Regions from separate parts of the Homo sapiens genome. Here region 1 is linked to region 2. A link is a loop called in an ENCODE intact Hi-C map of the cell type or tissue named here. Cell type or tissue: OCI-LY7. All regions are shown on one strand. Each heading gives the region's core, and the rest is flanking DNA. Links, peaks and the distances in the headings are about the cores only. Region 1 overlaps LOC105372335 (a long non-coding RNA gene). Region 2 holds the start of LOC124904677 (a long non-coding RNA gene).

Region 1 (15,306 bases), core at 5,923-9,922, 390 kb before region 2:
ACCAAAAATCAAATTTAAACATCCACGTCAGCGTTCAGGAAGGAGGGTAACAAAAAAGAAAAAAGAAATGGAGCAAAGAACAAAGAAGAAAGACCACAGCAACCCCCTCTAAATACCGTGGAAACAAAATGAAAGTGGGAGTAGAAAAAAAAAAGAAGGAAGATGGCCTGAGTAGTCCAAGGTAAATGGGAGGCTGAGATGGGAAGTCCTCCGGGTGACATCGGGAAGATCGTTGCTGCATTGAATCATGATGGCATCCCTCTGCTGGGCCTGAACAATACTACTGCCAGTGAGAGCCATCTGGTCAACCTTATCACCAGCGAGAGCCATCTGTTTGACCTTAGACATGGCAAGCTGGCAACTAATCCAACGCTCGCAGCCAACATCTGTTACAAAATAAATATACAAAAAAACCCAATAGTAGATATTTAACAATAACTAAGAAATAATAGGCTGGGCGTGGTGGCTCATGCCTGTAATCCCAGCACTTTGGGAGGCCGAGACGGGCGGATCACGAGGTCAGGAGATTCAGACCATCCTGGCTAACATGGTGAAACCCCGTCTCTACTAAAAATACAAAAAATTAGCTGGGCATGGTGGCGGGCACCTGTAGTCCCAGCTACTTGGGAGGCTAAGGCAGGAGAATGGCATGAACCTGGGAGGCAGAGCTTGCAGTGAGCCAAGATCGAGCCACTGCCCTCCAGCCTGGGTGACAGAGTGAGACTCCGTCTAAAAAAAAAAAAGAAATAATAACAAATAATTTTAAAGACCAATAAATAAATGAGAGTGAAAAAGGGTAAAAGGTAATTAATATCACAATTAAGATCTTCTTTATTTTTCTCTCTCTCTGATTGTCACACTCATGCTGCAGTGTGTCAAAAAAAAATCTAAGAGGTCAACTTCAGCATGCAGAAAGGAACATAGAAAAATAGAGTGAGAAGAACAAAGATTTAACACAACAGCAAGTCACTCTAAGTACTGTGGAAGAAACTGAAAGTGGGGTTAGAACCAAAACAGAGGAAGTAGGTCCTAGTAGTCCCAGGTACTTGAGAGGCTGAGATGGGAAGACTACCCTTGTGAGACCAAGATCGAGGCCACGGTGGATCATAATCACATCCCTCTGCTGGACCTGAAACGGTATGGCCACCAGCGAGGCCATCTGGTCGACTTCAGACATGGCAAGCTGGCAGCTAAGCCCAACGCTCATGGTCAATGTCCATCACAAAATATATAAACAAACCAACAGTAAATATTTAACAATATCAAAGAAATAATAACAACAAACATTAAACACCAGTAAATAAATAAGTGGAAGTGAACAAAGGTAAAAAGTAATTAATATTACAATTAAGATCTTCTTCACTCTTTTTCTCTCTTTCTCTCTCTTCATTTGTCACACCCAGCTGGAGTGTGACCAAAAAATCTAAAAGGTAAACTTTTTAAAAAATTTTTATTATTATTATACTTTAAGTTTTAGGGTACCTGTGCACAATGTGCAGGTTAGTTACATATGTATACATGTGCCATGCTGGTGTGCTGCACCCATTAACTCGTCATTTAGCATTAGGTGTATCTCCTAATGCTATCCTTTCCCCCTCCTGCCACCCCACAACAGTGCCCAGAGTGTGATGTTCCCCTTCCTGTGTCCATGTGTTCTCATTATTCAATTCCCATCTATGAGTGAGAACATGCGGTGTTTGGTTTTTTGTCCTTGTGATAGTTTACTGAGAATAATGATTTCCAATTTCATCCATGTCCCTACAAAGGACATGAATTCATCATTTTTTATGGCTGCATAGTATTCCATGGTGTATATGTGCCACATTTTCTTAATCCAGTCTATCATTGTTGGACATTTGGGTTGGTTCCAAGTCTTAGCTATTGTGAATAGTGCTGCAATAAATATATGTATGCATGTGTCTTTATAGCAGCATGATTTATAATCCTTTGGGTATATACCCAGTAATGGGATGGCTGGGTCAAATGGTAATTCTAGTTCTAGATCCCTGAGGAATCGCCACACTGACTTCCACAATGGTTGAACTAGTTTACAGTCCCACCAACAGTGTAAAAGTGTTCCTATTTCTCCACATCCTCTCCAGCACCTGTTGTTTCCTGACTTTTTAATGATTGCCATTCTAACTGGTGTGAGATGGTATCTCATTGTGGTTTTGATTTGCATTTCTCTGATTGCCAGTGATGATGAGCATTTTTTCATGTGTCTTTTGGCTGCATAAATGTCTTCTTTTGAGAAGTGTCTGTTCATATCCTTTGCCCACTTTTTGATGGGGTTGTTTTTTTCTTGTAAATTTGTTTGAGTTCATTGTAGATTCTGGATATTAGCCCTTTGTCAGATGAGTAGGTTGCGAAAATTTTCTCCCATTTTGTAGGTTGCCTGTTCACTCTGATGGTAGTTTCTTTTGCTGTACAGAAGCTCTTTAGTTTAATTAGATCCCATTTGTCAATTTTGGCTTTTGTTGCCATTACTTTCGGTGTTTTAGACATGAAGTCCTTGCCCATGCCTATGTCCTGAATGGTAATGCCTAGGTTTTCTTCTAGGGCTTTTATGGTTTTAGGTCTAACGTTTAAGTCTTTAATCCATCTTGAATTAATTTTTGTATAAGGTGTAAGGAAGGGATCCAGTTTCAGCTTTCTACATATGGCTAGCCAGTTTTCCCAGCACCATTTACTAAATAGGGAATCCTTTCCCCATTGCTTGTTTTTCTCAGGTTTGTCAAAGATCAGATAGTTGTAGATAAGCGGCATTATTTCTGAGGGCTCTGTTCTGTTCCATTGATCTATATCTCTGTTTTGGTACCAATACCATGCTGTTTTGGTTACTGTAGCCTTGTAGTATAGTTTGAAGTCAGGTAGTGTGATGCCTCCAGCTTTGTTCTTTTGGCTTAGGATTGACTTGGTGATGTGGTCTCTTTTTTGGTTCCATATGAACTTTAAAGTGGTTTTTTCCAATTCTGTGAAGAAAGTCATTGGTAGCTTGATGGGGATGGCATTGAATCTATAAATTACCTTGGGCAGCATGGCCATTTTCACAATATTGATTCTTCCTACCCATGAGCATGGAATGTTCTTCCATTTCTTTGTATCCTCTTTTATTTCATTGAGCAGTGGTTTGTAGTTCTCCTTGAAGAGGTCCTTCACGTCCCTTGTAAGTTGGATTCCTAAGTATTTTATTCTCTTTGAAGCAATTGTGAATGGGAGTTCACTCATGATTTGGCTCTCTGTTTGTCTGTTATTGGTGTATAAGAATGCTTGTGATTTTTGTACATTGATTTTGTATCCTGAGACTTTGCTGAAGTTGCTTATCAGCTTAAGGAGATTTTGGGCTGAGACAATGGGGTTTTCTAGATATAGAATCATGTCATCTGCAAACAGGGACAATTTGACTTCCTCTTTTCCTAATTGAATACCCTTTATTTCCTTCTCCTGCCTAATTGCCCTGGCCAGAACTTCCAACACTATGTTGAATAGTAGTGGTGAGAGAGGGTATCCCTGTCTTGTGCCAGTTTTCAAAGGGAATGCTTCCAGTTTTTGCCCATTCAGTATGATTTTGGCTGTGGGTTTGTCATAGATAGCTGTTATTATTTTGAGATATGTCCCATCAATACCTAATTTATTGAGAGTTTTTAGCATGAAGGGTTGTTGAATTTTGTCAAAGGCCTTTTCTGCATCTATTGAGATAATCATGTGGTTTTTGTCTTTGGTTCTGTTTATGTGCTGGATTACATTTATTGATTTGCATATATTGAACCAGCCTTGCATCCCAGGGATGAAGCCCACTTGATCATGGTGGATAAGCTTTTTGATGTGCTGCTGGATTGGGTTTGCCAGTATTTTATTGAGGATTTTTGCATCAGTGTTCATCAAGGATATTGGTCTAAAATTCTCTTTTTTAGTTGTGTCTCTGCCCGGCTTTGGTATCAGGATGATGCTGGCCTCATAAAATGAGTTAGGGAGGATTCCCTCTTTTTCTATTGATTGGAATAGTTTCAGAAGGAATGGTACCAGTTCCTCCTTGTGTCTGTGGTAGAATTCAGCTGTGAATCCATCTGGTCCTGGACTCTTTTTGGTTGGTAAGCTATTGATTATTGCCACAATTTGAGATCCTGTTATTGGTCTATTCAGAGATTCAGCTTCTTCCTGGTTTAGTCTTGGGAGAGTGTATGTGTCGAGGAATTTATCCATTTCTTCTAGATTTTCTAGTTTATTTGCGTAGAGGTGTTTGTAGTATTCTCTGATGGTAGTTTGTATTTCTGTGGGATCGGTGGTGATATCCCCTTTATCATTTTTTATTGCGTCTATTTGATTCTTCTCTCTTTTTTTCTTTATTAGTCTTGCTAGAGGTCTATCAATTTTGTTGATCCTTTCAAAAATCCAGCTCCTGGATTCATTAATTTTTTGAAGGGTTTTCTGTGTCTCTATTTCCTTCAGTTCTGCTCTGATTTTAGTTATTTCTTGCCTTCTGCTAGCTTTTGAATGTGTTTGCTCTTGCTTCTTTAGTTGTTTTAATTGTGATGTTAGGGTGTCAATTTTGGATCTTTCCTGCTTTCTCTTGTGGGCATTTAGTGCTATAAATTTCCCTCTACACACTGCTTTGAATGTGTCCCAGAGATTCTGGTATGTTGTGTCTTTGTTCTCGTTGGTTTCAAAGAACATCTTTATTTCTGCCTTCATTTCGTTATGTACCCAGTAGTCATTCAGGAGCAGGTTGTTCAGTTTCCATGTACTTGAGTGGTTTTGAGTGAGTTTCTTAATCCTGAGTTCTAGTTTGATTGCACTGTGGTCTGAGAGACAGTTTGTTTTAATTTCTGTTCTTTTACATTTGCTGAGGAGAGCTTTACTTCCAACTATGTGGTCAATTTTGGAATAGGTGTAGTGTGGTGCTGAAAAAAATGTATATTCTATTGATTTGGGGTGGAGAGTCCTGAGGATGTCTATTAGGTCTGCTTGGTGCAGAGCTGAGTTCAATTCCTGGGTATCCTTGTTAACTTTCTGTCTCATTGATCTGTCTAATGTTGACAGTGGGGTGTTAAAGTCTCCCATTATTAATGTGTGGGAGTCTAAGTCTCTTTGTAGGTCACTCAGGACTTGCTTTATGAATCTGGGTGCTCCTGTATTGGGTGCATATATATTTAGGATAGTTCACTCTTCTTGTTGAATTGATCCCTTTACCATTATGTAATGGCCTTCTTTGTCTCTTTTGATCTTTGTTGGTTTAAAGTCTGTCTTATCAGAGACTAGGATTGCAACCCCTGCCTTTTTTTGTTTTCCATTTGCTTGGTAGATCTTCCTCCATCCTTTTATTTTGAGTCTATGTGTGTCTCTGCACGTGAGATGGGTCTCCTGTATGCAGCACACTAATGAGTCTTGACTCTTTATCCAATTTGCCAGTCTGTGTCTTTTAATTGGAGCACTTAGTCCATTTACATTTAAAGTTAATATTGTTATGTGTGAATTTGATCCTGTCATTATGATGTTAGCTGTTTATTTTGCTTGTTAGTTGATGTAGTTTCTTCCTAGTCTTGATGGTCTTTACATTTTGGCATGATTTTGCAGTGGCTGGTACTGGTTGTTCCTTTCCATGTTTAGTGCTTCCTTCAGGAGCTCTTTTAGGGCAGGCCTGGTGGTGACAAAATCTCTCAGCATTTGCTTGTCTGTAAAGTGTTTTATTTCTCCTTCACTTGTGAAGCTTAGTTTGGCTGGATATGAAATTCTGGGTTGAAAATTCTTTTCTTTAAGAATGTTGAATATTGGCCCCCACTCTCTTCTGCGTTGTAGAGTTTCTGCTGAGAGATCCGCTGTTAGTCTGGTGGGCTTCCCTTTGTGGGTAACCCGACCTCTCTCTCTGGCTGCCCTTAACATTTTTTCCTTCATTTCAACTTTGGTGAATCTGACAGTTATGTGTCTTAGAGTTGCTCTTCTCAAGGAGTATCTTTGTGGCATCCTCTGTATTTCCTGAATCTGAATGTTGGCCTGCCTTGCTAGATTGGGGAAGTTCTCCTGGATAATATCCTGCAGGGTGTCTTCCAACTTGGTTCCATTCTCCCCATCACTTTTAGGTACACCAATCAGATGCAGATTTGGTCTTTTCACATAGTCCCATGTTTCTTGGAGGCTTTGTTCATTTCTTTTTATTCTTCTTTCTCTAAACTTCCCTTCTTGCTTCATTTCATTCATTTCATCTTCCATCACTGATACCCTTTCTTCCAGTTGAATGCATCGGTTCCTGAGGCTTCTGCATTCTTCACGTAGTTCTCGAGCCTTGGCTTTCAGCTCCATCAGCTCCTTTAAGCACTTCTCTGTATTGGTTATTCTAGTTATACATTCGTCTAAATTTTTTTCAAAGTTTTCAACTTCTTTGCCTTTGGTTTGAATTTCCTCCTGTAGCTCGGAGTGGTTTGATTGTCTGAAGCCTTCTTCTCTCAACTTGTCAAAGTCATTCTCTGTCCAGCTTTGTTCCATTGCTGGTGAGGAACTGCTTCCTTTGGAGGAGGAGAGGTGCTCTGCTTTTTAGAGTTTCCAGTTTTTCTGCTCTGTTTTTTCCCCATCTTTGTGGTTTTATCTACTTTTGGTCTTTGATGATGGTGATGTACAGATGGGTTTTTGGTGTGGATGTCCTTTCTGTTTGTTAGTTTTCCTTTTAACAGACAGGACCCTCAGCTGCAGGTCTGTTGGAGTTTGCTAGAGGTCCACTCCAGACCCTGTTTGCCTGGGTATCAGCAGCGGTGTCTGCAGAACTGTGGATTTTTGTGAACCGCGAATGCTGCTGTCTGATCATTCCTCTGGAAGTTTTGTCTCAGAGGAGTACCCGGCCGTGTGATGTGTCAGTCTGCCCCTAGTGGGGGGTGCCTCCCAGTTAGGCTGCTCGGGGGTCAGGGGTCAGGGACCCACTTGAGGAGGCAGTCTGCCCATTCTCAGATCTCCAGCTGTGTGCTGGGAGAACCACTGCTCTCTTCAAAGCTGTCAGACAGGGATATTTAAGTCTGCAGAGGTTACTGCTGTCTTTTGGTTTGTCTGTGCCCTGCCCCCAGAGGTGAAGCCTACAGAGGCAGGCAGACCTCCTTGAGATGTGGTGGGCTCCACCTAGTTCGAGCTTCCCAGCTGCTTTGTTTACCTAAGCGAGCCTGGGCAATGGTGGGTGCCCCTCCCCCAGCCTCGCTGCCACCTTGCAGTTTGATCTCAGACTGCTGTGCTAGCAATCAGCGAGCCTCCATGGGCGTAGGACCCTCCGAGCCAGGTGCGGGATATAATCTCCTGGTGCGCCGTTTCCTAAGCCCATTGGAAAAGTGCAGTATTAGGGTGGGAGTGACTCGATTTTCCAGGTGCCGTCTGTCACCCTTTTCCTTGACCAGGAAAGGGAACTCCCTGACCCCTTGTGCTTCCTGAGTGAGGCAATGCCTCGCCCTGCTTTGGCTCACGCATGGTGCACTGCACCCACTGTCCTGTGCCCACTGTCTGGCACTCCCTAGTGAGATGAACCTGGTACCTCAGATGGAAATGCAGAAATCACCCGTCTTCTGCGTCGCTCACGCTGGGAGCTGTAGACCGGAGCTCTTCCTATTCGGCCATCTTGGCTCCTCCCACCCTAAAAGGTAAACTTAAGCGTGTAGAAAGCTACGTAGGAAAAGAGAGAGAGAAAAGAAAAAAAAAAGCAAAAGGACAGCAAGTCATTCTAAGTACTCTGGAAAAAAACTGAAAGTGGGGTTAGAAAAAAAATAGGAAGAAGGTCTCAGTAGTCCCAGGTACTCAAGGAGGCCAAGATGGGAAGACCACCCGGGTGAGACTGGGGAGATGAAGGCTGCAGTGGATCACAGTTGCATCCCTCTGCTGGACCTGAACGGTACTGCCACAGGTGAGAGCCATCTAGTGAAACTTAGACATGGCAAGCTGGCAGCTAAGTCCAAGGGTCATGGGTGGCATCGGTCTCAAAATTAATAAACAAAAATACCAACAGTAAAAAAAAATTAACAATAACAAAGAAATAACAAACAATATTAAGGACCAAAAGTAAATAAGTGGGAGCGAAAAAAAAGGTAATTAATATCACAATTAAGATCTTCTCTCTCTGTCTCTCTCCTTTTGTCACATCCAGGCTGAAGTGTGACAAATGAAAAATAACCTAAAAATTCAACTGCAATGTGCATGAAAGACCATAGGAAAATAAAGAAAAGAACAAACAAGAAAAACAACAGCAAGTCACTCTAAGTACTGTGGAACAAATTGAAAGTGGGGTTAGTCTGTAATATTGTTTGTTATTCTTTCTTTATTATTGTTAAATATTTACTGTTGGGTTTTTAAATTTATTTTGAGACTGATATCAGCCTCAAGGCTTGGACTTAGCTTCCAGCTTACCATCTTTAAGGCTGACCAGATGACTCTCGCTATGCCATGTCTAAGGTTGACTGGATGGCTCTTGCTGGAGGTAGTACCATTCAAGTCCAGCAGAGGGATGCCATCGTAATTCACTGTGGCCTCATCTCTCTGGTCCCACCCAGGTGATCTTCCCATCTCAGCCTACCGAGTACCTGGGACTACTCGGACCTTCTTCCTCTGTTTTTTTTTTTTTTTTCCTAAACACACTTCCAGTTTGTTTCCACAATACTTAGAGTGACTTGTTGTTGTTTATCTTCTTTGTTCTTTTGTCTCTCTATTCTCCTATGCTCCTTCCTGTATGCTGAAGCTAATCTTTGTTTTTTTTTTTTTTTTTTGGTCACACTCTAGACTGGGTGTGACAAAGAGACAGAGAGAGAGAGTGTGTGTGTGTGAGAGAGAGAAAATAAATCTTAATTGTGGTACTAATTACCTTTTACCTTTGTTCACTCCCATTTATTTATTTATTGGTCTTTAATATGGTTTGTTATTTTTTGTTATCGTTATATATTTACTGTAGGTTTTTAAATATATTTTGAGACAGATGTCGGTTGCAAGCATTGGACTTAGCTGCCAGCTTTTCATGTCCAAGGTCGACCAGATGGCTCTGGCCTTGCCATGTCTAAGGTCATCCATATGACTCTTGCCAGTGGCAGTACCGTTCCGGTCCAGCAGGAAGATACGATCATGATTCACTGTGGCCCTTGACCTCCCTGGTCTTGCCCAGGTGGTCTACCCATCTCTGCCTCTTGAATATCTGGGGCTACTCGAACCTTCTTCCCCTGTTTTTTTCTAACCTCACTTTCAGTTTCTTTCCACAGTACATAGAGTGATTTGCTGTTGTTTTTCTTCTTTGTTCTTTTCTCCCAGTATTTTCCTACACTCCTTCCTGCATGCCGAGGTTGACGTTTTGTTGTGTGACTACCTGGATAAGACTGGAAAGATCAAGGCTGCAGTGAATCAGGATTGCATCCCTCTGCTGGAGCTGAATGGGACTGCTGCTGACAAGAGCCATATGGTTAACCTTAGACAGCAAAACGTGAGCCATCTGGAGGACCTTAGACATGGCAAGGCAAGAGCCATCTGGTCGACCATAGACATAGCAATCTGGTGGCTAAGTCCAATGCTTACAGCCAACAGCTGTCTCAAAATAAATAAACAAAAAACCCAACAGTAAATATTTAACAATAACAAAGAAATAATAACAAACAATATTAAAGAAAATAAATAAGGAGGAGTGAAAAAGGTAGAGTACAATAAATATCACAATGAAGATTTTCTCCTCTCTCTTTCTCTCCATTTGTGACACCCAGGCTGGAGTGTGACAAAAAAAAAAAAAGAAAGAAAGAAAAGAAAATAGGTTAACTTCAGCTTACAGGAAGAAGTGTAGGAAAATAGAGAAAAGAACAAAGAAGAAAAACAATAGCAAGTCACTATAAGTACTGTGGAAATAAACTGAAAGTGGGTTGAGAAAAAAACAAACAAACAAACAAAAACAGAAAAAGAAGTTCTGAGTAGTCCCGGGTACTTGGGAGGCTGAGATGAGAAGAACACGCAGGTGTGACCAGGGAGATTGAGGCTGCAGTGAATCACGATCACATCCTTCTGCTGGAACTGAACAGTACTGCTACCAGTGAGAGCCATGTGGTGAATCTTCGACATGGTAAGGGAAGAGCCATCTGGTTGACCTAATACATGTCAGGGTGAGAACCATCTGGTCAACCTTAGACATGGCAAGCTGGCAGCTAAATCCAATGCTCACTGCCAATGTCTCTCAAAATAAATAAACAAAAAAAGTAAATATTTAACAATAACAAAGAAATGATAACAATATTAAACACCAATAAATAAATGAGAGTTAACAAAGGTAATTAATATCACAATTAAGATCTTTCTCTCTCTCTCCTCTGTGTGTGTGTCTCTCCCCTTTGTCACACCCAGGCTAGAGTGTGATAAAAAAATATTTAAAAGGTCAACTTCACTGAGGAGGAAGGAGCATAGGAAAACACAGAAAAGAGCAAAGAAGAAAAACAACAGCAGGTCACTGTAAGTACTTTGGAAACAAACTATCAGTAGGGTTAGATAAAAAACAGAGGAAGAAGGTTGTTTCAGGTACACGGGAGGCCAAGATGGATAGATCACCCAGGTGAGACTGGGAACATTGAGGTCACAGTGAATCACGATCGCATCCCTCTGCTGCACATAAACTGTACTGTCACCAGCGAGAGCCATCTGCTCGACCTTATACATAGCAAGGCAAGAGATACCTAGTTGACCTTAGACATGGCAAGCTGGCAGCTAAGTCCAATGCTTGTGGCTGAGATCTGTCAAAAAATAAATACACAAAAAACAACAGTAAATATTTAACAATAAAGAAATAGTAACATACAATATTATTGACCAATAAATAAGTGGAAGTGAACAATAATAAAAGGTAATTAATATCACAATTAAGATCTCTTTTCTCTTTCTCCCTGTATGTCACACCCAGGCTACAGTGTGATAAAAAAATCTAAAAGTCAACCTCAGTGTGCAGGAAGGAGTGTAGGAAAATACTGAGAGAAAAGAACAAAGAAGAAAAACAACAGCAAATCACTCTATGTACTGTGGAAAGAAACTGAAAATGGGGTTGGAAAAAACAGAGGAAGAAGGTCCGAGTAGTCCCAGGTATTCAAGGGGCCGAGATGGGTTGACCACCTGGGCAAGACCGGGGAAGTGAAGGCCAGAGTGAATCACCATTGTATCCTCCTGCTGGACCTGAACGGTACTGCCACTGGTGAAAATCATATGGACGATCTTAGACATGGCAAGGCGAGAGCCATCTGGTCAACCTTAGACATGGAAAGCTGGAGGCTAAGTCCAACGCTTGCGACTGACATCTGTCTCAAAATAAATTTAAAAACCTACAGTAAATACATAACAACAAAAAAAATTAAAGACCAATAAATAAATAAATGGGAGTGAACAAAGGTAAAAGGTAATTAGTGTCAAAATTAACATTTATTTTCACACACACACACACACACACACACACACTCTCTGTCTCTTTGTCACACCCAGTCTGGAGTGTGACCAAAAAAAACAAACCAAAAGGTCAGCTTCAGCGTACAGGAAGGAGCATAGGAGAATAGAAAGAAAAAAGAACAAAGAAGATAAACAACAACAAGTCACTCTTAAGTATTGTGGAAACAAACTGGAAGTGTGTTTAGGAAAAAAACAGAGGAAGAAGGTCCGAGTAGTCCCAGGTACTGGTAGGCTGAGATGGGAAGATCACCTGGGTGGAACCAGGGAGATCAAGGACGCAGAGATTCACAATCGCATCCCTCTGCTGGACCTGAATGGTACTACCTCCAGCGACAGCCATCCAGTCGACCTTAGATATGGCAAAGCGAGAGTCATCTGGTCAGCCTTAAAGATGGTAAGCTGGAAGCTAAGTCCGAGGCTCGAGGCCGATATCAGTCTCAAAATAAATAAACAAAAAAACCCAACAGTAAATATTTAACAATAACAAAGAATAACAACCAATATTACAGACCAATAAAGTGGGAGTGAACAATGGTATAAGGTAATTAATATCACAATTGAGATCTTCTCCTTTCCTCTCTCTTTTTTCTCTCTCTCTCTCTCTTTTTTCCATTTGTCACACCGAGGCTGGAGTGTGACAAAAAATAAAATCTAAAACTTCAATTTCAATGTCCAGGAAGGAGCTAAGGAAAATAGAGAAAAGAACAAAGAAGAGAAACAACAACAAATCACTCTAAGTACTATGGAAACAATCTGAAAGTGGGGTTAGAGAACAAACAGAAGAAGAAAATGCGAGTACTCCCACGTACTACTCGGAAGGCCAAGATGGGTAGACCACCTGGGCAAGACCGGGGAGATGGAGGCCACAGTGAATCACGATTGCATCCCTCTGCTGGACCTGTGTGGTACTACCGCCGGCAAGAGCCACCTGGTCGACTTTAGACAATGCAAGCTGTTGGCTAAGTCCAACACTTGCGACCAACATCTGTCTCAAAATAAATTTAAACACCAACAGTGAATATATAACAATAACAAAAAATAGCAAACAGTATGAAAGACCAATAAATAAATGAGTGAACAAAGGTAAAAGATAATTAATATTACAATTAAGACCTTCTCCCCTTACTCTCATTTTTTCTCTCTCTCTCTTTCTCTCCCTGTTTGTCACACTCAGGCTCGAGTGTGACAAAAAAATAAACCAAAAGGTCAACTTCAGCATGCAGGATGGAGCATAAAAGAATAGTTTGCGGGTTAGGGCTCAGAAATGGAAGGAAGGCTGGGAAATGCAGGACCACAAGAAATGAAAAGCTGTGTTCATTCTCCCCTGGTGACCCTATGCTCAGCAGGGACTAGCAGAAACTGAGGGTTTTGTGATTTGAAAGGGAGGATGAGTCCAGCCACATACCCCTGGCTGTTACCTAATGTGTGGGCTTCACTAACATTAGATAGTAATTTGGGGAAAAGAGTAGAAATAGATCATTTGTTTGTCTCCATGTAATTTTTTTTTTTTAAGACAAAGTCTCACTCTGTCACCCAGGCAGGAGTACAATAGTGCAATCTTGGCACACTGCAACCTCTGCCTCTGGGGCTCAAGCAATTATCCTGCCTCAGCCTCCCAAGTAGCTGGAACTACAGGCGAATGCCACCGTGCCCAGCTAATTTTTATATTTTTGTAGAGACGGTGTCTCACCATGTTCCCCAGGTGATTCACCCTCTTCTGCCTCCCAAAGTGAGCTCAGGTGATTCACCCTCTTCTGCCTCCCAAAGTGCTGAGCCACAATGCCCAGACTTCATATAAGAGTTTTCAGTGTGAGTTTTTTTTTTCTTCTACTGGTCAGCATAGAACCTTTTTTCAACATGTGAGTTTCTTCCTAATTACTGGATTGTGGCACCAAAAAAAAGGCATATTTGAAGTTCTAAATGTCATATTATACATTGTGAAGTGACTTCTCAGGACTGATCTTATCTAAGAAAGAAGTCTGGAGAAAGAGAGAAAAGAAAGAGACATGAAGAATGGCAATATCAACCCAGGTGATAGTCATTCTTGGTTGATTATCTTCTTAATGCAGTGCTGTGTTTAGCACTGACTAACCTTTGATTCTGCAGTCTCCTACCTGACACATTGGCTTGCACTCACCCAGGACCTTACCTCAGTCTCCTCCCATCTTTATTTAACTGTCATTTCATGAAATGGCACTTGTGAAAAGGCTCTGTATAGATTGTCTTGGGCAAAGCTTCACTCCAGACCTAGATTGAGGACACGGAGTGGGCTCTGTGGGTTCAGTAGAGTTGAGCTGCAGGGATTGTTTAGGGGCCACATCTGGAGGTACCATCTGCTTTCTCTGAACCAAAATTAAACAAAATGCACATGTAATGGTGCATTAATATCCAGGAAGACCTGGGGAATCTTAGACAACAAATATTGATACCAAAAAACTGGCTAAGTTTGACTTCATAATGCATTTGAAGCTAACCCAAGTGAATTAGTGCTGTTTGAGCCTCAAAGTAGAATCCATAAAACTCTACAATTACAAATATAAGCCAATTCCATCTTTAAATTAAATTTGTTGTAGGTTGTGCCTTGTCTGAAAAAGTAACTCTTCTGTTCCAGAAACTGACCACTGCCAAAACCATGCATAAGGTGTGAAATAATTACTAACTCATAGGCTGAAATTGTGGAAAGAATATAATATCAAGAACATAAGCCATTCCATAACTGATCATAATTTAATATAATGTAATTCTCAGTGGTCCTCATTGTTGCTTTGTGATGTATAAAGATATGGAATATGTTTTATGAAAAGTTCTTCAATACATTTTGACTATTAATCCGCTAACTCTTATTTTCTCTACAAGAGTCAGGAATGACTCCAAGATTAGTAGATATATTTCTCCAATACCTTCATGCATATAAAGTGCATAGAATGTAGCTGATTGAATTATCTTATTCTTTTCAAAAATATTAAATGTAGGTTTTTTGTTGTGTTATTTTACCTGCTAGGGCATATTATATACTTAAGAAAGATCATAATTGGATGGCGACAGAAAACATCTGGTCTTTGTCAATTATGATAAGACTATTTGCTTCATTAAATCAGGGAAGGAGGATTCAAGGAAAGGTAACTTGATGACCTTAATGTTTTCACATTAGAAAAAAAAAAGCATGGATTTCAATTGTTTTCAGAATTGAATAGTTTGTGACATTTCTTCTTGGTTTAAAAATATTCTAAAGCCGCAGCCTGGCCAACATAGTGAAAGCCCATCTCTACTAAAAATGCAAAAATTAGCCGGGCATGGTGGCATGTGCCTGTAGTCCCAGCTACTTGGGAGGCTGAGGCAGGAGAATCACTTGAACCTAAGAGGCGGAGGTTGTGGTGAGCCAAGATCGTGCCACTGCATTCTAGCTTGGGCAACAGAGGGAGACTCCGTCTCAAAGAAAAAAAAAATTCTAAACCCTTGCCAGGCTTAATATTCAACTATTTCAATTATTTAAGTAAATAAGTATCTGTGCCTCCAGTTTTCCTCTCCAAAATGGATTTGTTTTAATATATTTAATGATTCTAACATTGAAATAACTTTATTTGATGTTTTCATTCACTAAAAATACAATTTTCCCTGTAATAAATGGTTAGATTTAATTTGGTTAGATTTAAATGAGATCGCTACAATCAAAACTCTTTTAAAGTACAAATATATTTTATAACTGACAAATATGCAAAATTAAAAATAACAAATTTGTGACATATTAAAGTGTATCTGTGTCTGTAAGATTGAGAAACATAGTGGATAAGCACATTGTCTACACCTGAAACTTTCTTTTTACAATGAGGTGACTTTAGAAATGTCATTCAGCCTTCTTTTGTTTAATATCTCCTTACCTGTAAAAAGGGAACA
Region 2 (15,306 bases), core at 4,055-8,054:
GCATCCAAAAAGCTGAGCCTTGGACTAAGACAGGGCTTGTCTTTTATACATGCATGGGCCATCTAGTGGCGCAAAGCTCGTGGTGCAAGTAAGCAGGCTCACAGAAGCAGAACAGAGGCAGTTAATCAAACAGTGACAGGTTATGCTGACCTTGCAGCTTCACTGGAAGGGAAACATGAATTTATCAAACTAAAGCAGGCCTTGCAGCTGGTACATGTCTTACTCAAGCTCGTCTTGTAACCTTGTCATGTTATCCAGAACAGAGAAACTGGAGTTGTTGTGAAGTAACCTTGAGTTTCACTAAGGAAGGATTACTAAGGGGAGGAGGAAGCTAGGAGAGGAGGAAAAATTGTTTTTCCCATCATTGCTCTATGGGAGGAGAGGGGATAAGGACTAGTTTTCTTTACATCCTCTACTTCATTTCCCCCTTTGACGCTTTTTATAAATGACGTTTAATAGCATCACTATGACTTAATTTTTCATGAAAAGGCAAGTTTTCTTCATTTGGCAAAGGCTGATATTTAGTTAGGGTCATTAGTTGTGTAGTAGTTTGCCTGGTTACAAGAGCCTCTGTGGCCATTTAGATGTTTTTGACAAGGAGGGGTAAGAGACAAGGGAGTATGAGGCAGACTCCTAATATGGCTAGAACTATTCTTACTAAGGTTTTAAATTCTGCAAGGGATGAGAACTAACCCCTGAAGAGGGAATCTGGAGACCATCCTTTCTAAGTCTTGACTGGAATATGGGCTAATTTTTGGATTCTTGCAGCTTTTTGTTTGACGACCTTTCCGTTGTCATCGATTTTTAGACAGCAATTAGTTAGGCTGAACTTTCTACATACTCCTCCCTCTTGGGCTAGGAGGTAGTCTAAAGCCAGTCTATTTTGATAAACGGCATTTCTCATTTCTGTAGATTTCCGAGCCAGCAAATTTAAGGCTCTTGCAGTATCATTCGTAATGATCTCCAGTACTGCCTGCAACCATATGATGTGATTTAGCATGTAAATAGGGGTGCGGTATCTCCATGATCCATCTGCCCATGTGGCTGGGCCATAGTATTGCATTATTCTTTCAGGTGGCCATTCATTATCTTTAATTCTTTATGGTTATTCCCCTTTTATTTCTTTTGACCTGACATGAACCTCCAACTAGGTTCTAGGTAAGGACTTTGGGTCATAACATATATAAGGCTGGCCACTTCCTGGGTTGCAGATTGAGTAGGTTATCTGGTTGTGTGTACAAGTTCCTCAATGGGTCCCTGCATACCTATAATAAGTGGTAGAACAGGGTTCTAGTCATGGTGCTTCCTGTCTACGTATTGTCAGTGCAGTGGGGGCATCCTTCTAAGGATTCTCCCTTTAACGTGGTTAAAGGGAATAGCAAAAGTAATGAATAACATGTTTATACCTAGCATGGAGAGAAGAGGTCCTTTCCTAGAGGAGGAGGTTGAGCAAAGCAACAGGACAATAGTAAAACAATTAATATTACAAGGAAAGTTTCCAGACGTAAGATTTCTAACCACTTTTACTTTCCTGATGATGCCTCGAGCTTTGGCCGTACATAGACGAGTCAGCTTCTGGGGTGACTAGAACAGGGCTGTTGTTTCCTCAAGCTTCCACCGTGTGTAGACTGGTCAGCTTCTGAAGTGACCAGAGCAGGGCTGTTGTAGTCTTCATTGGCACCTCGGTCCCATCATAGGATCAGCTGGGTTGGATGGCCTGGGTCCTTCTGGCTGGTCCACTTGTCTTGGGCTACCAGTTTCAGCCAACTGTGGTGAATCCAAGGCACGATTCCTGCAACTTTAGCAGCAGTGAGTAGACAAGATTACAATATGGGGCCCATCCCATATGGGTCCCAGTGTTGTTGGATTCCATTTTTTAAACTAAACAGAGTCCCCGGGTCTAAAGGGATAAATTGGGTCTGTGAGGCTTATGGGCATTCTTTCCCATACCCAGCCATGAATTTTTTGCATGGCTATTCTTAAAGCCTGCATCTCTCTCCTTAAGGCTAATTCCTCTAGTTCACAGAGATCACCTTTAAATTGGCCGAACAAGATCTCATAGGTGAATACCCAGTTTGTTTGGTGGGGGTGTACCTCACTTGGAGGAGGACCATGGGCAGGACCTGATCCCACCTTAGATGAGTTTCTTGGCAAAATTTTTTTAGTAGCTGTTTGAGTGTCTGGTTCATGTGTTCCACTTTTTCTGAGCTCTGTGGCCAGTAGGCTATGTGTAACTTCCACTTTATTTTCAATAACTGTGTTAGTTCTTGAACTATCTTGGCTATGAATGCTGGTCCATTGTCTGACGCTAGAGTCAGGGGCAGTCGAAATCCAGGGATAATGTCTCTTAACAGTACTTTAGTTACTTCTCGTGCTTTCTCAGTCCTGATGGGGAAAGCCTTGACCCATCCTGAAAAGGTGCAGACAAGTACTAACATGTTTCAATATCCCCCTGCTTGGGGCAACCCATAAGCAGATTTTCACAAGGTGTGGCCCCTATTTCCTGCATTCCCAGGGTCCTGGTGGGCCCCTGTATTAGGTTGTTCTGGGCACAAGTTAGGCATTGTTCACAAATGGCTCATGTGATGGCAGTGAGCCGTGGCACATAGAAGTGGTGTCCTAATAGCGTCTCTAGTGCCGTTTTTCCCATGTGAGTTCCTTGGTGGAATTGCCTCACAAATTTGGAGGCCACCATTTCAGGGATGGCTAGTCTCACATTAGATAATTTCCACCATCCTCCTTCAATATGTTCTCCAGATTCTTGGGCAAACCAGGCCCTGTCACTTAGAGAGTAACTCCGGGTCTCCTGGAGGGGAGATTGCGGGAGGAGAGGCATGGTCAGGGCTTCTTTTCTAGAGTGTGGAGCAGTCAATGCTGTCTGTCTTGCTTCTCTGTCTGCTTTTCCATTTCCCTTGGCCTCCTGTGTCCCTGACTTCTGGTGTCCTTTATAGTGCATAACAGCTACCTTCTCTGGGGCTCATACAGCATCTAAGAGCTGTATAATTTCTTCTTTGTATTTATTTCTTTGCCCCTGGCAGTTAAAACTCCTCCTTATATATAGCAATGTGGCAAAAGCATATTTGGAATCAGTATAAATATTGATCTTTTTGTCCTTTGCTAGCAAAAGGGCTCTTGTTAGAGCTATCAGCTCTGCTTTTTGGGCTGAAGTTTCTGTGGGCAGAGACTGAGCTTCCACCACCAAGTGCAATGTTACTACTGCATACCCGGCCCATTGGACTCCTTCCAGTACAAAACTGCTTCTATCTGTAAAGTACTCGATATCTGGGTCCCTGAGGGGTTGGTCTGTAAGATCTCTCCAGCTTGAGAATACCTCATCAACTGTGTCTATACAGCAATGAAGAGGGCCTCCTGGTTCTGATTGAATTGGGAGCAAAATAGCTGGGTTTAGAGTGTTCACAGTCTCTAGAGTTACGTGAGGATTTTTACATAGAAGCCCTTGATACCAACTCATTATTGGATTTGATAACCAATGGTGCCCTCTCTGATCGATTAATGTTATAACTCAGTGCGATACTCAGGTGGTTAGTTGCTGTCCTAGAGTTAGTTTGTCAGCTTCCCATGCCAGTAGGGCTGTGGCAGCTAATGCTTTGAAGCATGGGGGCCATCCCAGCGCCATGGAGTCCAACTGCCTGGATAAGTATGCCACCAGGCGATGCCATGATCCCGTGACCTGAGTTAGGACTCCTATAGCCATTCCCTTTCACTCATGGGCCTATAGAAAGAAAGGCTTAGTTAGACCTGGCAGTCCTAAGGCTGGAGCCCTAGTTAAGGCTTCTTTGATTTGTTTAAATGCCTTTTCCTGGTCTGCCTCCCAGAGGAGGGACTTCTTCCCTGCCTCCCCCACTTCTAATGTGACCATGGGCTCCTGGGGGCCTAGGGAGAAGGAACCCGGTTGGTCCTAGTCCTCATATTCTTAATTCTCTGCCAGCCCGATCAGGTCGGCATCTGGCTCCCTCAGGGTGTGGCAGCCCTTGGCTGGGGGCCTCTTTGTTTCATAGCCTTTGCCATTCTCTTCATTGTCCTCTGGACATTCATTTTTCTAGTGTCCCTTCTTTTTGCACTGCACACATTGACCTCCCCTTAGCCTCAGCCATCTCTTGGCTCGCTGTTCAACTTGGCCTCTTCCATGCCCACACCCATGTGAACATTCGCGTCCCTTTACAATGTTAATTTTCCTTTTTGTGAGGGCTGCCGCTAACAGGTTGGCCTTTTTCCTAAGCCTCTGCTCTGTTTCCTTTTTTGCCTCTTGGTCACAGTTAATGTACACCTCGGTGGCCACTTCTATAAGCTGGGTGGCATTCATGCCTGCAAAACCCTCTAGCTTTTGCAGCTTCTCTCTGATGTCACCCTGGGCTTGCCTTACAAATGCTGCATTCACCATGCACTGATTTTCAGCAGCCTCAGGGTCAAATGGAGTGTAAAACTAAAATGCCTCACAGAGTCTCTCATAAAACTGGCTAGGGCTCCCATCAATTCGCTGGAGTACTTCAGAGACCTTCCTTATATTGATTGCCTTTTTTCCACCTTCCCTCAATCATTGCAGCTGTGCTTCTTAGTACCTTTGCAGGCGCTGAAGCTGGGTTGCGTCATTTGGGTCCCAGTTGGGATCTGTTTCTGGGAATTGGCCCTGAGCATATGCCTGGACATTAAGGGTGCCTTCAGGCACACTGGCTTCTAGCCAGCAGAGAGCTGCCTGGGCTATCCTTTGACACTCCTTCGTGTTAAACAGCGTTAGGAGGAGATTCCTGCAATCTGGCCAGGTTGGATTGTGCATTAGGAAGATAGACTGCATTAGATCTATGAGGTCCTGGGGGTTCTCCGTGTAGGAGGGGGTATGATGTTTCCAGTTTAGGAGATTAGTGGTAGAAAAAGGCTGGTAAATAAAAGTCTGTTGCCCCCCTTGGACCTGGCCCTGTTCATCATAATAAATAGGTCCCTGTGTTTTCTGGAGGGGCATCTGCAAAGCTCTGGTGTGGGTAAATTGAAGGTGGCCTGCTTGATCATCTTGACTTCCTTCTTCACCTCCTGGGACAGGGGCTCAGATTTGCCCCTTTAGGGTGTAGCCTGGGGCATGATACCATCTGAGTTGGGCTGCTCAGTGGCCAGCCTTGGTAAAGGTGGGTAGATTGGTGCATAGGGAGGAGGGGTTTCTATCTCCTCCGGTGGTTCCTCCAAAACTGGTTTCTCCTGTCTTTCCTGTGGCTTTCCCTTTGTCTCTGTAGCTTCCAGCAAAGCTGATTTTTTTTTGGTGGCTTAGGCTCAGCTTGAGCAAAAAGCTGCCAGGCAAGTCTGCAACCATGCAGGTGGAGTCTGTACTATATTTAACCATGAGTCAATACAAGGGAACTGGTCTAGGTGCCCTGACTGTCCTCTGACCCCAGTTACCACCTTAAATACATAGCCAATTGTTTCCTTATCTACATTTCCTTCAGCTGGCCATCTAACATCAAAAGAGGGCCATTGTATTTCACAGAGAGTTCTCAGCCTCTGGGGGTCAACTTAATTCCATAGTCCCCGAATAACCTTTCTTAAAGTTCCTTAACATACATGCTAATCGGGTGGGTTTTGGTGACTTCCCTCCCATTTCCTCCCCAATACAGCACAACACATTCATTCTTCCTTTTGATTCAGACCAATTAAACCATCCCCCTTGCAGGAGTTTTCAGACACTGCTTAGCTTTGGAGTTTGTTAATCCCCTCACAATTACTAAATTGTGGGGCACCTCCATAAGCCGTATGTGGATTGCCACTAGTCCCGGTTGGTCCCACAATTCTCTCAGAGCGCACAGTCTATACTAAGAGAGCTGTAGCCCCCACATGTCACTGTCTGCATTGGTTCCTCCCAAAACCATCTCTTTCACACACAGTCACACACCGTCCTACTCCCAGTTTTCTCTCCTAACTGACTTCGCGAGCCACTCTTATGCCCTAGTCACTTGGGGTGTAAGTTTCCCTGAGTTTGCAAACCATTCTTGCATCCTGTGTCAGTCTACTAGTTACACCTTGGAAGGTGATCAGGCTCCCCTTCCATCCTTATGGGACGGTTCCTGCCTTGGGCCCCAAAACCTTACCGTGGTCCTGTAGTGCACTGTTCCTGGAATCATCCTGTAGCCCCTTAGATTCTGTTGTGCTGTCTGGGAGGGGCACTGGGTTGTGGGATAGCTGATCCCTTCTTCAGGTTTAAGTTCTCCTGATGGCACCTGAGGTCATGGGTCTCTCCTGGCTTGGGGTCTCACACCTAAAGGCAAAGTAGACAGCAAACCTGTCATCTCCATCTCCTGGCTGGCTCACCAAAGTGTTGCAGAAAACAGGAGGCAGGAGAGGCCAGTGGGTGAAACTAGAGGATTTTATTAAGGTGCACACTGGCTCAGTGGATTCACACACAAAAAGCTGAGCCCTGGACAAGTACAGGGCTTGTCTTTTATATGTGCATGGTGGCCATCTAGTGGCACAAGGCTCCTGGTGCAAGCAAGCAGGCTCACAGAAGCAGAACAAAGGCAGTTAATTAAACAGTGACAGGTTATGCTGACCTTGCAGCTGCATTGGGAGGAAAACAGGAAGTTAACAAACTAAAGCTGACCTTGCAGCTGCATTGGGAGGAAAACAGGAAGTTAACAAACTAAAGCAGGCCTTGCAGCTGGTATACGTCTTACTCAAGCTCGTCTTGTGACCTTGTCATGTTGCCCAGAACAGAGAAACTGGAGTTGTTGTGAAGTAACCTTGAGTTTCACTAAGGAAAAATTACTAAAGAGACAGGGAAGCTGGGAGAGGAGGAAAACTTGTTTTTCACATCCTTGCTCTTTGGGAGAAGAGGGGCTAAGGACTAGTTTTCTCTACATCCTCTACTTCAGTTTTATGATGGTGTTCATTATTATTTTATTTTTAAGCAAAATTGACTCATTATAGCATTTCTTTTTTTTTTTTTTTTTTTGCAGAGTCTCAGAATGCTCTTAAACTCTTAGTCTCTAGTGTTCTGACAGCCTTGACCTCCTAAAACTAAGATTACAGGCATGAGCCATGGTGCCTGGTCACCATGTACCTTTTTTTGTAGAACTGTGCTAGTGGTGATGAACATCTTCACCTTTTATTTTGGAAATTCTTTATTTTCATCTTCTTTTTAAAGGGAAGTAAATTTAAATCAAGTATTATTGGTTAGAAATTTTTTTTTATTACATCAAAATTTGGGAAGTTTTCACCCTTTTTTATCTTCAAATAACCTCTGTATTTTTTTTCTTCATTTTCTTCTTCTAAGATTTCCTAAATCTAGTTGATGGTTATCTAATAAGTTGTTTGTTTTGTTTTGTTTTTGTTTTTGTTTTTGTTTTTTTTGAGATGGAGTCTCGCTCTGTTTCCCAGGCTGGAGTGCAGTGGCACAATCTCAGCTCATGGCAAACTCTGTCTCCTGGGTTCATGCCATTCTCTTGCCTCAGCATCCTGAGTAGCTGGGAGTACAGGTGCCCGCCACCACGCCCAGCTATTTTTTTATATTTTTGTAGAGACTGGGTTTCACCATGTTAGCCAGGATGGGCTTGATCTCCTGACCTCATGATCTGCCTGCCTTGGCCTCCCAAGGTATCTAATAAGTTTTACATTCCATGTTTTAACTTTGTTTTGCAATTATAGATTTTTGTGTTATATATTTTAGGGTATGCCACCACACATTCATTAATTGTGTTTTGATTTTTTAGTATTTATTATAATTATGCATGCTAATTTTTAACATCTTATAATTTAAGGCAGTGTGGAAGAAAGTCAAATATGAATGAGCTATACGTCTTTTTCCAATAGAATTATCTCTGTGTTTGTTTTCCTGTATACAAAAATAAATGTTATCCTTGTATTTTTTTTCTAACTTGTATATTTGTTGTGTAGGTTTGTTGTGAATGGTTTTCTAATTCTGCGTAGATGAGTCATCATAAAATACTCTTTTTTTTTGAGATGGACTCTTGCTCTTCTTGCCCAGGCTGGAGTGTAATGGCGCGATCTCAGCTCACTGCAACTTCTGCCTCCTGGGTTGAAATGATTCTAGTGCCTCAGCCTCCTATGTAGCTGAGATTACAGGCATGTGCCAACATGCCTGGCTAATATTTTTGTATTTTTAGTAGAGACAGGGTTTCTCCATGTTGGTCAGGCTGGTCTTGAACTCCCAACCTCAGGTGATCTGCCCGCCTCAGCTTCCCAATGTACTGAGATTACAGGTGTGAGCCACCATGCTCAGCCCATAAAATTTTTATAATTTCAACAACCTATTTATTTGTAAATCTATATGATTTCTGTGTGGGAGAAACACTTTTGGATTTGAATATAATTTAAAACTATCATAACTCTGTATCTCTTTTAGTTATTATTGTTTATTTCTTGTCAAAAAAAAACAAAATTTACCACAAAATATTTTTAAATATTTAGTCATATCAATTATCTTGACATTGTCATGCAACATATTGCTAGAATGTTTTTATCTTGCAAAGCTAAATCTTAACACATATTAAACAACAAGTACTAATTTTTAATTTTTTCTTTTTTTCTTTTTTCTTTTTTTTTTTGAGCTGGAGTCTTACTCTGCTACTCAGGCTGGAGTGCTGTGGCATGATTCACCTCACTGCAACTTCCACCTCCCGGGTTCAAGCAATTCTCACGCCTCAGCCTCCTGAATAGCTGGAATTACAGGTGCCCATCACCATGCCTGGCTAATTTTTGCATTTTTAGTAAAGATGCAGTTTCACCATGTTGGCCAGCGTGGTTTCAAACTCCTGACCTTAGGTAATCTATCTGCCTCAGCCTTTCAAAGTGCTGGGATTACAGGTATGGGCCACCATGCCTGGCCACAATTTTTTCTGTTTTATAGCGTTTTGCAAACACCACTCTGTTTTTTGTTTTTAACAGTATAACTACTTCATGTATGTCATAAAATCTGTGTCTTTTTGTGATTGGCTCATTTCATTTTGCATAATGCCATCAAGATTTATATTTATAGTTGGTAGAATATTTCCTGCTTTTGAATACTGAGTATATTCCAGAATATATATATATATTTTTTGAGACAGTCTTGCCCTGTCACCTAGGCTGGAGTGCAGTGGGGCGATCTTGGCTCACTGCAACCTCTGCCTCCTGGGTTCAAGCAATTCTTTTGCCTCAGCCTCCCGAGTAGCTGGGATTACAGGCACGTGCCAACACGTTTGGCTAATTTTTGTATTTTTTTTTTCAGTAAGGACAGGGTTCACCATTGTTGGTCTGGTTGATCTCGAACTCCTTACCTTGTGATCTGCCTGCCTTGGCCTCCCAAAGTGCTGGGATTACAGGTGTGAACCACCGTGCCTGGGAAGAATTTTTATATTTCAAATTATATCTACTGAATGATTTATTGAAAGATATTTGCATTGCTTTTACCTATTTGCTTACAGTAACAATGCTGCAGCTTTTCCGCGCTACCTGCAGAGGGGTCCATACGGCGTTGTTCTGGATTCCCGTCGTAACTTAAAGGGAAACTTTCACAATGTCCGGAGCCCTTGATGTCCTGCAAATGAAGGAGGAGGATGTCCTTAAGTTCCTTGCAGCAGGAACCCACTTAGGTGGCACCAATCTTGACTTCCAGATGGAACACTACATCTATAAAAGGAAAAGTGATGGCATCTATATCATAAATCTCAAGAGGACCTGGGAGAAGCTTCTGCTGGCAGCTCGTGCTATTGTTGCCATTGAAAACCCTGCTGATGTCAGTGTTATATCCTCCAGGAATACTGGCCAGAGGGCTGTGCTGAAGTTTGCTGCTGCCACTGGAGCCACTCCAATTGCTGGCCGCTTCACTCCTGGAACCTTCACTAACCAGATCCAGGCAGCCTTCTGGGAGCCACGGCTTCTTGTGGTTACTGACCCCAGGGCTGACCACCAGCCTCTCACGGAGGCATCTTATGTTAACCTACCTACCATTGCGCTGTGTAACACAGATTCTCCTCTGCGCTATGTGGACATTGCCATCCCATGCAACAACAAGGGAGCTCACTCAGTGGGTTTGATGTGGTGGATGCTGGCTCGGGAAGTTCTGCGCATGCGTGGCACCATTTCCCGTGAACACCCATGGGAGGTCATGCCTGATCTGTACTTCTACAGAGATCCTGAAGAGATTGAAAAAGAAGAGCAGGCTGCTGCTGAGAAGGCAGTGACCAAGGAGGAATTTCAGGGTGAATGGACTGCTCCCTCTCCTGAGTTCACTGCTACTCAGCCTGAGGTTGCAGACTGGTCTGAAGGTGTACAGGTGCCCTCTGTGCCTATTCAGCAATTCCCTACTGAAGACTGGAGCGCTCAGCCTGCCACGGAAGACTGGTCTGCAGCTCCCACTGCTCAGGCCACTGAATGGGTAGGAGCAACCACTGACTGGTCTTAAGCTGTTCTTGCATAGGCTCTTAAGCAGCATGGAAAAATGGTTGATGGAAAATAAACATCAGTTTCTAAAAAAAAAAAAAAAAAAAATGCTGCAATAATTATGAGTCTATAAATGACTACTTATATGACCATATATGTGAAAGTTTATATATGTGCTGCATTCTATTTTATTAGTCTACTTTTTCACCTTTATACTCATATCAAATTGTTTAATTTGGTAGCTTTGTAATGTGTTTTGAATCAGGCACTTTAATGCCTGCAGCATTCTTTCTTTCTTTTTTTTTTTTTAATATTGTTGGGTAGTTTGTTTTTCTTTTGAGTCTCTGTATACTTTTGAGGTTGGTGTTTCTATTTCTTCAAAAATGCAATGAGAAATTTGAAAAATATTGCATTAAATCTGTAGATTGCATTGAGCAGGATGGACTCTGCAATATTAAGTATTTCAACCTTTGTGTAAGAGCACACTCAAGAGTGTGTTGTTTAGTTTCTATATATTTGTAAATTTTTCAGTTTTTTTTTTTTGCTTTTATCGTTGTATATTCTCATTCCATTTTGGTCATAGAATGTAGTTCATAGAAATTTACTTTTAAAAAATTTGATAAGACTTCCTTTTTGTCCTAAGATGTGGTCTTTCAAGGGAAATGTTGTATGAGCTATTGAGAAGGGTGTGTATTCTGATGTTGTTGAGGAGTGTTCTCCATAACTCTGTTTGGAATAATTGTTTTATACTGCCTTTAAGTAGTCTGTTCTTTTATTAACATTCTTTCTTGTTTTAGTTTTATTACAAAAAGTGTGGTATTAAAATATATTGTTCTAATTATATTGCTTTCTGTGTGTTTCTTCCATTCTGTCAATATTTGCTTTATATACTTGGAACCCTAATGTGAGACACACACACACACACACACACACACACACACAAATTTGTCATAGATTCCCTGTGAATGAATCTATTATTTTTTGATGTCCTTCTTTGTTTCTTTGGAGTTTCAATTTCAAGCACATTTTATAAAATATTATACTTTCTGACTTAAGATGTAGCTTGTGTGATATTATTTTGACTCTTTCTGCTCTTATTTGATTAATGTTTGCATGGAATGTCTACTTCCATCCTGCCACTTACAGTCTTTTTTAATTATTAGACTTACTGTTATTTTATTATGCATTTTATTTGATTATTGCATCTTTGTGTCTTATTCTCTTTCCATCTTTGTGTCTTTTTGATGTTTGCATTGATATGCTTTCGCTTATTTATTTATTTATTTGTTTGAGACTGAGTTTTACTCTTGTTGTCCATGCTGGAGTGCAATGGCATTGATCTTGGCTCACCGCAATCTCCGCCTCCTGGGTTCAAGCAATTTACCTGCCTCAACCTCCTGAGTAGCTGAGATTACAGGCAGGTGCCACCATGCCTGGCTAATTTTGTATTTTTAGTAGATATGAGGTTTCTCCATGTTGGTCAGGCTAGTCTTGAACTCCTGACTTCAGGTGATCCACCCGCCTCGGCCTCCCAAAGTGCTGGAATTACAGGCATAAGCCACCATGCCCAACCTCTTTTGTGTATTTATACAAATATTTTTGTGGTACCTTGGGGACTACATATAATGTCTAAAAGATACAACAATACATTTTAATCTGGTAGAAAAACAGGTTGCATACAAAAATTCTTCTTTATTACATCTTCCCTCAAATTTGTCATTGATGTTGCTAATTATATCTTATGTTGTATGTTCATTAACTGATGTTTATAATGATTTCTATTCTTTTATTGTTCAAATTTCAGAGAATAATTAAAAATGTTTTCTGCGTCACTAGGATAATGCTAATAAATTCTACAAAGTGAATTTGCATATTTTTTCTAGAAAATAATGTATTTTTATATAATTATGTGTAGCTTTTTGAATCATGTTATTTTCAGTAAAAGGAACTGTTGTTAGCACCTTTTATATGTAGGGCATATGCAGTTCCAATATACTTTTTTAGAATTTCATTACTTTGGAAGGTTTTTTTTTTTTATTTGGCAGGATAGATTCACTGATGGTATAATTCTCACTTAATAGGTATTTTTTTTAACAACTTTTTCATGACTCCATAACATAGTTCTTTTTTTGAGACTAAACGTCTCTCTATCCCCCAGCCAGGCTGGAGCATAGTGGTATGACTTCAACTCACTGCAACCTCCACTTCCCAGGTTCAAGTGGTTCTCCAGCCTCAGCCTCCTGAGTAGCTGGTATTACAGGCATGTGCCACCACACCCAGCTAATTTTTGTCGTTTTGGTAGAGACAGGGTTTCACCATCTTGTCCAGGCTGGCCTTGAACTCCTGACCTCAGGTGATCCGTCCACCTCTGCCTCCCAAAGTGCCTGGATTACAGGCAGGAGCCACCATGCCTGGCCTGGCACATCACTTTTATCTTGCAGCTTCAAAGATAATCTTTTTGTCTTTGACTAGAAATTGTGGTTATATACATGTTTGTTATAAATATCTTTCTGTGATACTAGTTTGTTGTACTTCTTTATTTTTACATCATATTTTCTTTTAGGATCTATTAGTTTTTTTTAAATTTTTTTACCTCCACAATTTTTGTTTTTTTGAAATCTTAAATATTTTTGTTCTTGTCCTCATTTTTCTGAATTTCCATAGTTGTCTCTGTTCCTATTTTAATCAATGAGAACTATTCAATTTATTACCAATTATTAAAAGTAATTTATACCTCTGATTTTTTTTATGCTTTCTTTCAGAAAAATTTATAATATTTTTGCTGGGATCATATTGCCCTATTTTGTATATTTTATCTTTGATTGTGATTTGGACATTAAAAAAAGCTACCTGTCAAAATCTTTATAATGTTGTTCTGTCCTGGCATAGTCTGAAAACAATTGTTTTGGCTGGTGATTATGGGAGTTTCTCACACATATTCTTAGGATATGTGCTGTCTGAAATTTTGTGTTTAATTTTTAATTAACAGAGTTTACTCTTGTTATTTTGTAGGAGTCAGAAATCACTTGCTACACCTGTTCCTTTTCTGTGGTACTGCTGTCAGTCTGCTGCTCTACCACTTTTTTTTTTGGTCTCAGCTGACTCAAACTCTCATTTCAAAATATGCCACCATTTCTTTCAGCACTTTATGTCATGAGAGACTGAAACAAGTGTCAGAAAAGGTCCCTAAAAGTCAGAAATAACAACGAATGTGCCAGTATTTTAGCTTTCTTTTAAAACAGAAACCAAGAGTTAGGAATTTACTTCTGAAGGTACTACGTTATAGTGGAAAGCAGGAAAAGCTGTGTTGGGTGAATTTAACACTTCCTTTTTTTCTTTGTGCTCACCTGGAACACTGCACACACTTATTTATAAATTTTTTACAGATGTATTTGGGTCTGTATATTTTAGTTACATTTATATATCTATAAATGAATTAGAGCCTGTGGTATTTTGCAATGCCCTCTTGTTTATGTATTTGGTATAATTTTAAAGGTAAGATTTTAAAACTATATCCATGTGAGTCTAGTAGGTGGAGTAATTTATTATTTTTATTTTTATTTTTTTAGGTATATGCCCTCATTTTGCTTAAGACCTCTGGCCAGAGCAGGGCATGGAAGATTCCTTTTAAAAAGTAATACTGAGAAGACATGAAAAATGTGGACATGATAATTTACTGTTGAGAAATGGCTGTAAAAGTGTGGATGAGTGTCAGGTGCACAAAGAAGGTTATAATGGACTTAACAAGTGTTTCACAACTACTCAGAGCAAAGTATTTCAATGTGGTAAATGTTTGAAAGTCCTTTATAAATTTTTAAATTCAAACAAAAAATAAGATATACTGGAAGAAAACCTTTCAAATGTCAAAAATGTGTCAAATCATTTTGCATGCTTTCACACAAAACCCAACATAAAAGCATTTATACTAGAGAGAAGTCCTACAAATGTAAAAAATGTGGAAAAACCTTTAATTGGTCCTCAATCCTTACTAATAATAAGAAAATTCATACTGAACAGAAACCTTACAAATGTGAAGAATGTGGCAAAGCTTTTAAGCAACACTCAACCCTTACTACACATAAAATAATTTGTGCTGAAGAAAAACTTTACAGATGTGAAGAATGTGGCAAAGCATTTTGCCAGCCCTCAACCCTAACTAGATATAAGAGGATGCACAGAAGAAAGAAACTCTACAAATGTGAAGAATGTGGCAAAGCGTTTACCCAGTTCTCAACCCTTACGAAACATAAGAGAATTCATACTAGAGGGAAACATTACAAGTGTGAAGAAAGTGGCAAAGCATTTATCTGGTCCTCAGGCCTTACTGAACATAGGAGAGTCCATACTAGACAGAAACCCTACAAATGTGAAGAATGTGGCAAAGCATTAATTCAATTCTCAACCCTAACTAGACATAAGAGGATACACACTGGAGAGAAACCCAACAAATCTATGTGGCAAACCTTTTAGCCAAAACTCAAACCTTACTATATATAAGATAATTCATACTGAAAAGAAACCCTACAAATGTCAAGAATGTGGCAATGCTTTTAGCCAGTCCCCATACCTTACTACACATAAGGTAATTCATACTGGGAGAGACCCTACAAATGTGAAGAAGGTGGCAAAGCATTTCTATGGTTCATTACCCTAACTGGTCATAAGAGGATGCACACTGGAGAGAAACCCTACAAATGTGAAGAATATGAAAAAGCTTTTAGCCAGTCATCAATCCTTACTCGACATAAGATAATTCATACTGGAGAGAAACCCTACAAATGTGAAGAATGTGGCAAAGCTTTCAGCCAGTCCTCAACCCTTACTACACATAAGAGAATTCATACTGGAGAGAAACCCTACAAATGTGAGGAACGTGGCAAATCTTTTAACCTGTCTTCAAGCTTTACTAAACATAAGGTAATTCAC

The links. Peaks named below come from ENCODE experiments on the same cell type or tissue, not always from the same donor. Only the 100,000 strongest peaks of a DNase experiment are listed, where the experiment ranks them.
Region 1: it touches region 2 in a loop (10-fold over the local background); 1 of 110 quality-filtered maps calls a loop at or near these places.

What each region holds. Positions count from the first base shown.
Region 1 is chr19:23,428,686-23,443,991 of GRCh38, forward strand. It overlaps LOC105372335 (a long non-coding RNA gene), which reads left to right. Exons shown (of 3, transcript XR_007067208.1): 3 at 9,259-9,531. Among named protein-coding and RNA genes, the nearest start is that of LINC01224, 20 kb to the left of the region's middle. In OCI-LY7, for the core only: CTCF peaks have their summits at 7,871 (motif pointing left) and 8,469 (motif pointing right); DNase peaks (open chromatin) are centred at 7,856 and 8,456.
Region 2 is chr19:23,817,648-23,832,953 of GRCh38, forward strand. It overlaps RPSA2 (ribosomal protein SA 2), which reads left to right. Exons shown (of 4, transcript NM_001355283.3): 4 at 9,423-11,221. The coding sequence starts at 9,515. The coding sequence ends at 10,402. It overlaps LOC124904677 (a long non-coding RNA gene), which reads right to left and starts at 6,417. Exons shown (of 2, transcript XR_007067209.1): 1 at 6,093-6,417; 2 at 1-1,798. It also overlaps the pseudogene ZNF726P1. In OCI-LY7, for the core only: CTCF peaks have their summits at 6,457 (motif pointing left) and 6,660; a DNase peak (open chromatin) is centred at 6,534; H3K4me3 peaks cover 754 bases; H3K27ac peaks cover 2,376 bases.